2 separate regions of the Homo sapiens genome follow, and region 1 is linked to region 2. Evidence: read pairs that join two places in POLR2A ChIA-PET (ENCODE). Cell type or tissue: HCT116. All regions are shown on one strand. Each heading gives the region's core, and the rest is flanking DNA. Links, peaks and the distances in the headings are about the cores only. Region 1 overlaps NPC1L1 (NPC1 like intracellular cholesterol transporter 1). Region 2 has its middle 13 kb from the start of ZMIZ2.

Region 1 (5,377 bases), core at 103-5,102, 220 kb after region 2:
GCCTCTTGCCCAAATCACCCCTCCCGAGTCTCCACAGCTGACAACATCTATGTCAACCACAGCTTTGAAGGTTCTATCAAAGGTGCTGGTGCCATCAGCAACTTCTTGCCCAACAATGGGCGGCAGTTCTGATACAGCCAGAGGCCCTGTCTAGGCTCTATGGCCCTGAACCAAAGGGTTATGGGGATCTTCCTTGTGACTGCCCCTTGACACACGCCCTCCTCAAATCCTAGGGGAGGCCATTCCCATGAGACTGCCTGTCACTGGAGGATGGCCTGCTCTTGAGGTATCCAGGCAGCACCACTGATGGCTCCTCTGCTCCCATAGTGGGTCCCCAGTTTCCAAGTCACCTAGGCCTTGGGCAGTGCCTCCTCCTGGGCCTGGGTCTGGAAGTTGGCAGGAACAGACACACTCCATGTTTGTCCCACACTCACTCACTTTCCTAGGAGCCCACTTCTCATCCAACTTTTCCCTTCTCAGTTCCTCTCTCGAAAGTCTTAATTCTGTGTCAGTAAGTCTTTAACACGTAGCAGTGTCCCTGAGAACACAGACAATGACCACTACCCTGGGTGTGATATCACAGGAGGCCAGAGAGAGGCAAAGGCTCAGGCCAAGAGCCAACGCTGTGGGAGGCCGGTCGGCAGCCACTCCCTCCAGGGCGCACCTGCAGGTCTGCCATCCACGGCCTTTTCTGGCAAGAGAAGGGCCCAGGAAGGATGCTCTCATAAGGCCCAGGAAGGATGCTCTCATAAGCACCTTGGTCATGGATTAGCCCCTCCTGGAAAATGGTGTTGGGTTTGGTCTCCAGCTCCAATACTTATTAAGGCTGTTGCTGCCAGTCAAGGCCACCCAGGAGTCTGAAGGCTGGGAGCTCTTGGGGCTGGGCTGGTCCTCCCATCTTCACCTCGGGCCTGGATCCCAGGCCTCAAACCAGCCCAACCCGAGCTTTTGGACAGCTCTCCAGAAGCATGAACTGCAGTGGAGATGAAGATCCTGGCTCTGTGCTGTGCACATAGGTGTTTAATAAACATTTGTTGGCAGAAATGGTGTTTTATGTCACATGTCCTACCCTGGCTTCCTCCTCTCGGTTTAAGATAATTTTTGTGAATGACACAAATAATACATGTGTGGGAGAGTGATTTGTGGAGATACTAGTCTGTGTTTTGTTCTATTTCTCCTCCCTCTTTTCAAGAAAGTAGCCAGGCCATTGTGTGCTCATGCCTTACAAGGGCCTTTGAGGAGTGGGAGTAATTTCTCTTCAAACTGGGAGGGCACAGAGCCTGAGAGTCAGTCAGGAGTAGGATGTGCAGCCCCTCCTTTTCTGGAAGAGACTGTGAAGTAGGCAACACCTGGAGGAGCTACAGGAGAACCACGGTGCATTCAAGGAGGGAAGAACCCACCGTACAAACAACCAGCTCCCAGGAGGGCCCCAGGCCAGGGCAGTGGGTGGAAATGTCAAGGAACATTCCAGATCCCCTCGAGTCTTTCTGCCCCATGCTGGGTCCAGCCCTTGTTTGGCTGAGGGGCTGCTGTTGCTTTGAGGCTCAGAGGGACTGTCAGCATGTAAAGGGAAGACAAGCAAAAAGGGGTGGAAAGGAGCTGGCGTTTCTGGAGCCTACTATCTACTTTTGGGTCCTCATAAGAGCCCCATGTGCCAGCATCATTAGCCCACCTTTGGGAGGGTTGCTGGCTGACCATGATGGACAGGAGGTTTGGTGAAGGGACAGCTACGAGGGAATAGAGGCTGAGGAGAAATCGCACAATTCACCCTGTTAAAAACTCCACAGGTGCAGAATAAACAGATAGATTTGAGGAACAAAATAGCTTTTGACAGCAGACATTTCAAATCAGAGGAAAGGGTAGATCCTTCAGTAAACGGTGTGAGAGTAGTGAGCAAATTATTTGGATCAAAATAAAGTTATATCTATACTTCACACAATACACAAAATAAAAGTACAGACAGATTAAAGCACTAAACACAAAAATGAAACTATACAACTATCGGAAGGAAACACAGAAGAGTATGTTATAATCTTGGAGGGGGAAAAGTTTCCTAAGCACAAAGTCCAGAAGCCATAAAGGTAAACACTAAGGTATGACCATATAATAATGGAAAACATCTGAAAACACACAAAAAATTAAAGAAAGTTGAAAGACACATATGAGCTCAGAAAAATAGTTGCAACATATTTAACAGCAAATAAAATCAAGAAAACACAAAGAGTGCCAATAGTGCTCCTGCAAACATGGTGAACACTCCTAAAACCCACTGGACTTTCTGTAAGAAGTGTGGGAAGCACCAGCCCCACAGAGTGACACAGGACACATTTCCCTGTATGCCTAGGGAAAGCCATGTTATGACAGGAAGCAGAGGGGCTATGGTGGGGAGACTAAGCCAATTTTCCAGAAAAAGGCTAAAACTACAAAGAAGATTGTGCTAAGTTTTGAGTGCATGAAGCCCAACTGCAGATCTAAGAGAATGCTGGCTATTAAGAGATACAAGCATTTTGAACTGGGAGGAGGTAAGAAGAGCAAGGGCCAAGTGATCCAGTTCTAAGTGTCATCTTTTGTTTTATTATGAAGACAATAAAATATTGAGTTTATGTTTAAAAAAAAAAAGAATATACAAAGAGAGTCCAGGTACGGTGGCTCATGCCTGTAATCCCAGCACTTTGGGAGGCTGAGGCAGGAGAATTGCTTGAGGCCAGGAGTTCAAGACCAGCCTAGGCAACATAGCGAGATACTGTCTCTACAAAAAGTTTAAAAGTTAGCCAGGCTAGCTATTTGGAAGGCTGAGGTGGGAGGATTGTTTCAGCTCGAGTTTGAGGCTGCAGTGAGCTATGATGGCACCACTGTACTCCAGCCTGAGTGAAAGAGTGAGCTTCTGTCTCAACAAAAAAAAAAAAAAAAAAGAATATACAAAGAGAGGAAGGAGTGCAGGGGGGAGGTCTGGGTTATGTGGCTAACCTTCCCATTAGAAACAAGACATTCTAGCTAAAATAAATCTTAGCCGTGTGTGTGTGTGTATGTGTCTGTGTGTGTGTATGATGCATACAAGTTTAGGGTGTTTTAACCTTCTTGATAAATTGAGACTTTTATAGTTTGAAATGACTATAAAAATATCCCTTTTTATCTCTAGTATTTATTTTTGTCTGTTTAAGAGATGGGGTTCTCACTTTGTTGCCCAGGCTGGTCTTGAATACTTGGCCTCAAGGGATCCTCCTACCTCAGCCTCCCAAGTACCTGGAATTACAGGTATGAGCCACCATGCCAGTCCTATCTGTAGTATTTGTTCAACTGTATAATGTTATTATACACACACACACACACACACACACACACACACAGACACACACACACATATAAAATAACATACGGTTGAACAAATTTTATACTTAATAGTCAAACATTGAAACCCTTTCCCCTGAGATTGGGAATGAGACAAAGTTGCCCACTTTTACCCAACATTGCACTGGAGGTCTTAGCCATTGTAATAAGGCAAGAAAAAGAAACTAAGTTTATAAGGATTAGAAATAAATAAAATTGACATCATTCACAGATAACATAAATATGTATAAAAAAGATTCAGTCTGGGTGCAGTGGCTCATGCCTGTAACCCCAGCAATTTCTGAGGCCAAGGCAGGAGGATCACTTGAGGCCAGGAGTTCAAGACATAGCAAGACCCCACCTCTACAAAAAAAAATTTTTTTTAAAGATCCAAAAGAATCTATATATAAACTATTGGAATTACTCTAACAAAAGGTGGTCAAGAAAACTATGAAAAATAATAACTTTGTATTTTAATTTGTATAATATTGAGAGAAATTAACTGTCAAAAGAAATGGAGGAATATACCATGAATTGAGGGCTCTATACTACAGAGATGTCAATTCTCTTCAAATTAATTACTAGTTTCACTGTAATTTCAATAATAACCCCAGAAAATTTTTTGTGGAAACTGATAAGCTGATTCAAAAATTCATATAGAACCACAAAAGATGAAAATTCACGAAAGCAATCTTGAAGAAAAACAAAGTCAGAGAACTTACACTACTAGAAATCAAGATAATATAAATATATAGAAATAAAGATAGTGAGATTTTGGCACAAGGAAGAACAAATAGAAAAATGGAAAGAATAGAAAGTCCAGAAACAGATGATACCCACAAGGACACATGATTTATGATGGAGGAGGCATGCAGAGCATTGGGTAAAGGAGGTTTTTCAATGTAGGATGCTGACCTAGTTGGGTATCCACACAGAAAGAAATGAATCATGACCCTCTCCCCCAAGATACACAAAAATCAGTTCCTGATAGATTGTCAATCTAAATGTGAAAGATAAAATGATAGAGTTCTAAAAGGTAACATAAAAGAGTATCCCCAAGACTGAAATAGGAAAAACTTTTCTTAGGAAACAAAAGCCTTACTTATAGAGAAAAAGATTGATAAATTGAACTGTATTGGAATAAAAAAAAACTTCTGTTCTTCAAAAGACATCCTTAGGAAAGATAAAATTCAAACCATAGAGAGGAAAAGATATTTGCACATATCTGAAATACACACATATCTGAGAAAGGGCCTGTGCTTAGAATGCATAAAAAATCTCCTACAACTCAGCAAGAAAAAGACAGACAACCAAAAGAAAAGCTAGGCTGGCTACTCAAATAAGCAAATGGCCAATACAAGTTCCTCAATTTTGTCAGTCACCAGAGCAAGGCTGAGTAAAAGCACAGTGAGAGTTCTTCCTCTTCTCTTCCCTCACAATTTGGCCTACAGGCCATGGGGTAAGGTGGGGCCAGGCAGCACATGTGGGGTGTCAGAATCCAGGTGGTGTGGGGAGCGTTTCCACATTGGATCTGAGGGAGGAGAGGAGGGCATTCCACACAGAATAGGAACTACATAGGCCCAGTATGGGGCTAAGATGTCAGAACTGAGCTCTGATGTGCCTTTCTCCATGAGCAGAGGGACTGGATGCTGGAGATGGAGGGTGGAGGAAAGGTTCAGAGCCATCTAGAGATGGCAATTCAGAGGAAATGGGAGGGCAGATAGTCTCACTCTTCACAGTGAGGCAGAGTTTCCAAGCTGGTTTTGTCACTCCTTTGCTGGGCCTCTTTGGGTAACATATTTGACTTATCTGGGCTTTAGTTTCTTTTTTGCTTTTTTTTTTTTTTGAGACAGAGTCTCACTCTGTTGGCCAGGCTGGAGTGCACTGGTGTGATCTTAGCTCACTGCAACCTCTGCCTCCCGGGTTTGAGTGATTCTCCTGCCTCAGCCTCCCGAGTAGCTGCAACTACAGGCGCCTGCCACCATGCCTGGCTAATTTTTGTATACAGATAGGGTTTTGCCATGTTGACCAGGCTGGTCTTGAACTCCTG
Region 2 (5,377 bases), core at 124-5,123:
TTTTGAGATGGAGTCTTGCTCTGTCACCCAGGCTGGAGTGCAATGGCACAGTCTAGGCTCACTGCTACCTCTGCCTCCTGGGTTCAAGCGATTCTTCTGCCTCAGACTCCTGAGTAGCTGGGACTACAGGCATGTGCCACACACCCGGCTAATTTTTGTATTTTTAGTAGAGACGAAGTTTCACCATTTTGGCCAGGCTGGTCTCAAACCCCTGACCTCATGATCCACCCGCCTCGGCCTCCCAAAGTGCTGGGATTACAGGCATGAGCCACCGCGCCGAGTTTCTGAACCCCAAGTCAGGCAAGGTGCCGACATCTGCAAAGTGAGGACAAAAATCAGCTATGCCCCAAACTCTGCTGGCTGGTCACAGGAGGGATAAATTTCAACCCATTCTCCTCTAGCTGCCTTTGGGCCCTTCTAGCCGCTGGGCTCCTATGCCCAAGACCTGACAGGGTCTGCACCCCAGAACTTCCTGTGGGCCAGCAGCTCTCATGGGCTAAGTTGGTGCAGGTGGGCAGGGAGGAGAGAAGGGGTAGTGTCCAGAGGAACTCAGTCCCCCACAACTCCCAACACACATGCATAATGCTCTAACAGAGGTGAGATTCTAAGGTGGAAGTTGTGTTGCCTGTTTTCCAGTTAGCATTTGTATTATTTTCTAAGTGTCTCCTTCCAAGCCCTGTTAACCCCCACCCATGTCCATACCCAGACACCAGCAGCCCATGGTTGTGTAGGCCCTGCTGCCTAGTTTCAGTTGATCTTCCTGACCCCTGACCTCAGATGGACCCTAGGTGCTGGCAGGTTGGACTGATTCCTTCCCAGTCAATGCACCCTGCGCTTCCAGACACAGACCACAATTTCTCACCTCCTTGGCTCACTCTTCACAGACGACCTTCCTCCTGAGTCCACTGAGCCCATAAAAGTGATGGGAGAGAGCCTCAACAGGTGCCTCTTCCCAGGACCCCACCCAGCTGCCTCTGGACTGGGCTCAGCCTGCTCTGGTGCTCCTCCCTACTCCAGGCCCCTGATCTTCTGTACCCACTACTGAGCCACATCCAAGCACTTCGCAACACCCAATCAATGCTGCCCTTGCTCCAGCCCTTGCCAGCCCTCTCTTTTTGCTCTTTCTCTTTTTTTTTTTTTAATTTTTATTTTTTGAGACAGGGTCTCTTTGTAGCCCAGGCTGGAGTGCAGTGGTGTGAACGCAGAGCCCTCTGCAGCCTCAATCTCCCTGGTTGAAGTGATCCTACCACCTCAGCCTCTGAAATAGCTGGGACTACAGATACGTGCCACCATGCCCAGCTAATTTTTGTACTTTTTGTGGAGATGGGGTCTCCCTGTGTGCCTAGGCTGGTCTCAAACTCCTGGGCTCAAGTGATCCACCCATCTCTGCCTCCCAGAGCACTGGGATTACAAGGGTGAGCCACTACCATCAGCCTCTTTTTGCTCTTAATAACAGTCTATTCGAGCTATAAATTCACATTTATACAATTCACCTGGGGTGGGTGTGGTGGCTCACGCCTGTAATTCCAGCACTTTGGGAGGCTGAGGTGGGCAAATCACGAGGTCAAGAGTTCGAGACCAGCCTGGCCAACATGATGAAACCCCGTCTCTACTAAGAATACAAAAATTAGCTAGGTGTGGTGGCACACGCCTGTAATCCCAGCTACTTGGGAGGCTGAGGCAGGAGAACTGCTTGAACCCTGAAGGTGGAGGTTGTAGTGAGCCGAGATTGCGCCACTGCCCTCCAGCCTGGGCAACAGAGCAAGACGCCATCTCAAAAAAAAAAAAAAATTCACCTATATAAAGTATACAATTCAACAGTGTTATGTATATGAACATAATCAATTTTAGAGCATTTTTATCACTGTCAGAAGAGATCCTATATCCATTAGATGTCATTCCGCATTACCTCCTCCCCAGCCCCTGGCAACCAATAATCTACTTTTTGTTCCTATGGTTTGCCTATTCTGGACATTTAATATATACGGAATAATAAAATATGTGATCTTTTGTATCTGGCTTCTTTCACTGAGCATAATGCTTTCATGGTTTATTCATGTTGTAGCATGTATCAGCACTTTATTCCTTTTCATTGCTGAATAATATTCCATCATAGGGATACACCACATTCTGTTTATCTGTTCATGAGTTGATGGACATTTTGGTTATTTCAGCTTTTTGGCTACTATGAATAATGCAGCTATGAACATTCATGTATAAGTCTCTGTGTGGACATGCTTTCACTTCTCTGGGTACATACTTGTAAGTGGAATTAATGGGTTTAATGGTAACTCTATGTTTAAACTTGGAGAAACTACCAGATGATCTTCCTGTTCTCCAAAGCAGCTGTACTATTTGACATTCCCACCAGCAGTGTATGAGGGTTCCAGCTTCTCTACATCCTGTGTCTTTTTATTAGTCATTCTAGTAGGTGTGACGTGGCATCTCATTGTGGTTTTCGTTGGCATTTCCCTAATGATTCATGATGTTGAGAATCTTTTCACATACTTACTGCCATTTGTATATCTTCCTTGGAGAAATGACTATTCAGATCCTTTACCCGTTCTTAAATTGGATTTCTTTTCAAGAGGATGAGGGTCTCCCTGTGTTGCCCAGGCTGGTGTCTAACACCTGGGCTCAAGTGATCCTCTTGCCTCAGCCTCCTGAGTAGCTGGGACTAGAGGCACACGCCACTGCTCCCAACTTGGAATTCTTTGTATATTCTGGACACAAGTCCCTTATCAGATATAATTTGTAAACATTTTCTCCTATTCTGTGGATTGTCCTTTCACTTATTTTTTTTTCCTTTTTTTTTTTTTTTTTGAGATGGAGTCTTGCTCTGTTGCCCAGGCTGGAGTGCAGTGGCATGAATTACAGGCGCCCGCCACCACGCCTGGCTAATTTTTGTATTTTTAGTAGAGACGGGGTTTCACCATGTTGGTCAGGCTGGTCTCGAACTCCTGACCTCGTGATCTGCCCACCTCAGCCTCCCAATGTGCTAGGATTACAGGCGTGAGCCACTGCGTCCAGCCTATGTCTGGACTTTCAATTCTATTCCATTGATTTATGTATCTCTCCTTATGCCGGTACCTCACTGATCTGATTACTGTAGCTTTGTAGTAAGTTAAAATTGGGGCCCAGGTTCCATGGCTCATACATATAATCCCAGTGCTGTAGGAGACTGAGGATTGAGGATCCCTTGAGGCCAAGAGTTCAAGACCAGCATGGGCAACTCATCAAGATCCTGTCTATACAAAAGAATTTTTTTTTTTTTTGAGATGGAGTTTTGCTCTTGTTGCCCAGGCTGGATTGCAGTGGTATGATCTTGGCTCACTGCAACCACTGCCTCCTGGGTTCAAGCAATTCTCCCTCCTCAGCCTCCTGAGTAGCTGAATTATAGGCTCCCGCCCCCATGCCTGGCTAATTTTTGTATTTTTAGTAGAGACAGGCTTTCGCCACGTTGGCCAGGCTGGCCTGGAACTCCTGAACTCAGGTGATCTGCCATCCTCGGCCTCCCAAAGTGCTGGGATTACAGGTGTGAGCCACTACACCTAGCCAAAAAATATATTTTGTTAATTAGCTGGGCTTGGTGGCATGCACCTGTAGCCCTAGCTATTCAGGAGGCTGAAATGGGAGGATTGCTTTAGCTCAGGAGTTTGAGGGTGCAGTGAGCTATAATTGCACCACTGCACTCCAGCTTGGGAGAGAGATCCTGTCTGTAAAAACAAAACAAACAAGGAAAGGAGAAAGGAAGGGGGAAAGGAAAGGTGAGGGGAGGGAAGAGTAAGGGAGGGGAAGGGAGGAGAGGGGAGTGGAGGGGGAAGGGGAAGGAAGAGGAAAGGATGGGAAGGGAGGGGAGGGGAAGGGAGGGGAGGGAGAGGGAGTGGAAGGAAGGGGAAGGGAGGGGAGGGAAGGGAAGGGAATTGGGAAGTGTGAGTTTTCCAACTTTGCTGTCTTTTTTTCAAGGTTGTTTTGGCTATTCTGGGTCACTTGAATTTTTTTATAACTTTATGTCTAATTGACAAATAATAATTGTATATCATTATAGGGTAAAAGGTATTATTATATGTATACACTGTGGAATGATTAAATCAAGTTAACTAGGTCAGGAGCAGTGACTCATGCCTGTAATCCCAGAACTTTGGGAGGCCAAAGCGGGTGAATCACTTGAGGCCAGGAGTTTGAGACCAGCCTGGCTAAAATGGCAAAACTCCGTCACTACTAAAAATACAAAAATTAGCCGGGCACTATGGCTCACACCTGTAATCCTAGCACTTTGAGAGGCAGAGGCGGGTGGATCACCTGAGGTCAGGAGTTCAAGGCCAGTCTGGCCAACATGGCGAAACCCCATCTGTACTAAAAATACAAAAATTGGCCAGACGTGGTGGCTCACACCTGTAATCCCAGCACTTTGGGAGGCCAAGGTGGGTGGATCACCTGAGGTCAGGAGTTTGAGACCAACCTGACCAATATGGTGAAATCCTGTCTCTACTAAAAATGCAAAAATTAGCTGGGCATGGTGGTGGGCAGTCCCAGCTACTCCAGAGACTGAGACAGGAGAATTGCTTGAACCCGGGAGGTGGAGGTTGCAGCAAGCCAAGATCGTGCCACTGCACTCCAGACTAGGCAACAGGGTGAGATTCCTTCTCAAAAAAAAAAAAAAAAAATTAGCTGGACGTGGTGGCACATGGCTGTAATCTTAGCTACTCAGGAGGCTGAGGCAGGAGAATGGCTTGAACCCGGGAGGCAGAGGTTGCAGTGAGCTGAGATCGTGCCACTGCACTCCAGCCTGGGTGAAAGAGCGAGACTGTGTCTCAAAAAAAAAAAAAAAAACCCACAAAAATTAGTCAGCTGTGGTGGCGCATGCCTTAATCCCAGCTACTCAGGTGGCTGAGACATAAGAATCGCTTGAACCTGGGAAGTGGAGGCCGCAGTGAGCTTCTATATGATTGCACCCCTGTACTCCAGCCTGGGTGACAGAGCAAGTCTCTGTCTCAAAAAAAAAAAAGAAAAGAAAAAAAGTTAACTTATATATCTACCTATCTGTCACCTCATATACTTATTTCTTTGTGGAAAGAACATCTAAGATGGACTCTTTAAGCAATTTTGGAATATACAATCCATTATTATTAACTATAGTCACCATGCTATGCAGTAGATCACTAGAACTTATTTCTCCTAACTGAAACTTTGCATGTACCCTTAGACCAACCCTTTCCCCATCCACCACCTCCTGCCTCCTCCTGCCTCCTCCTGCATCTGGTAACCACCATTCAACTCTCTACTTCTATAATTCTGTTTTTTTGTGATGGAGTCTCACTCTGTTGCCCAGGCTGGAGTGCAGTGGCAAAATCTCGACTCACTGCAACCTCCACCT

The links. ChIA-PET counts read pairs that join two places held together with the same protein. Peaks named below come from ENCODE experiments on the same cell type or tissue, not always from the same donor. Only the 100,000 strongest peaks of a DNase experiment are listed, where the experiment ranks them.
Region 1: POLR2A ChIA-PET joins it to region 2 with 7 read pairs; 3 of 35 experiments call an interaction of 5 or more read pairs at or near these places.

What each region holds. Positions count from the first base shown.
Region 1 is chr7:44,508,202-44,513,578 of GRCh38, reverse strand. It overlaps NPC1L1 (NPC1 like intracellular cholesterol transporter 1), which reads left to right. Exons shown (of 19, transcript NM_001101648.2): 19 at 1-1,044. The coding sequence ends at 132. It also overlaps the pseudogene RPL36AP27. Among named protein-coding and RNA genes, the nearest start is that of NUDCD3, 20 kb to the right of the region's middle. In HCT116, for the core only: no CTCF peak of the experiment used is centred there; no DNase peak of the experiment used is centred there.
Region 2 is chr7:44,732,676-44,738,052 of GRCh38, reverse strand. No RefSeq gene overlaps it. Among named protein-coding and RNA genes, the nearest start is that of ZMIZ2, 13 kb to the left of the region's middle. In HCT116, for the core only: no CTCF peak of the experiment used is centred there; DNase peaks (open chromatin) are centred at 2,452, 3,802 and 4,122; H3K4me3 peaks cover 1,717 bases; H3K27ac peaks cover 3,264 bases.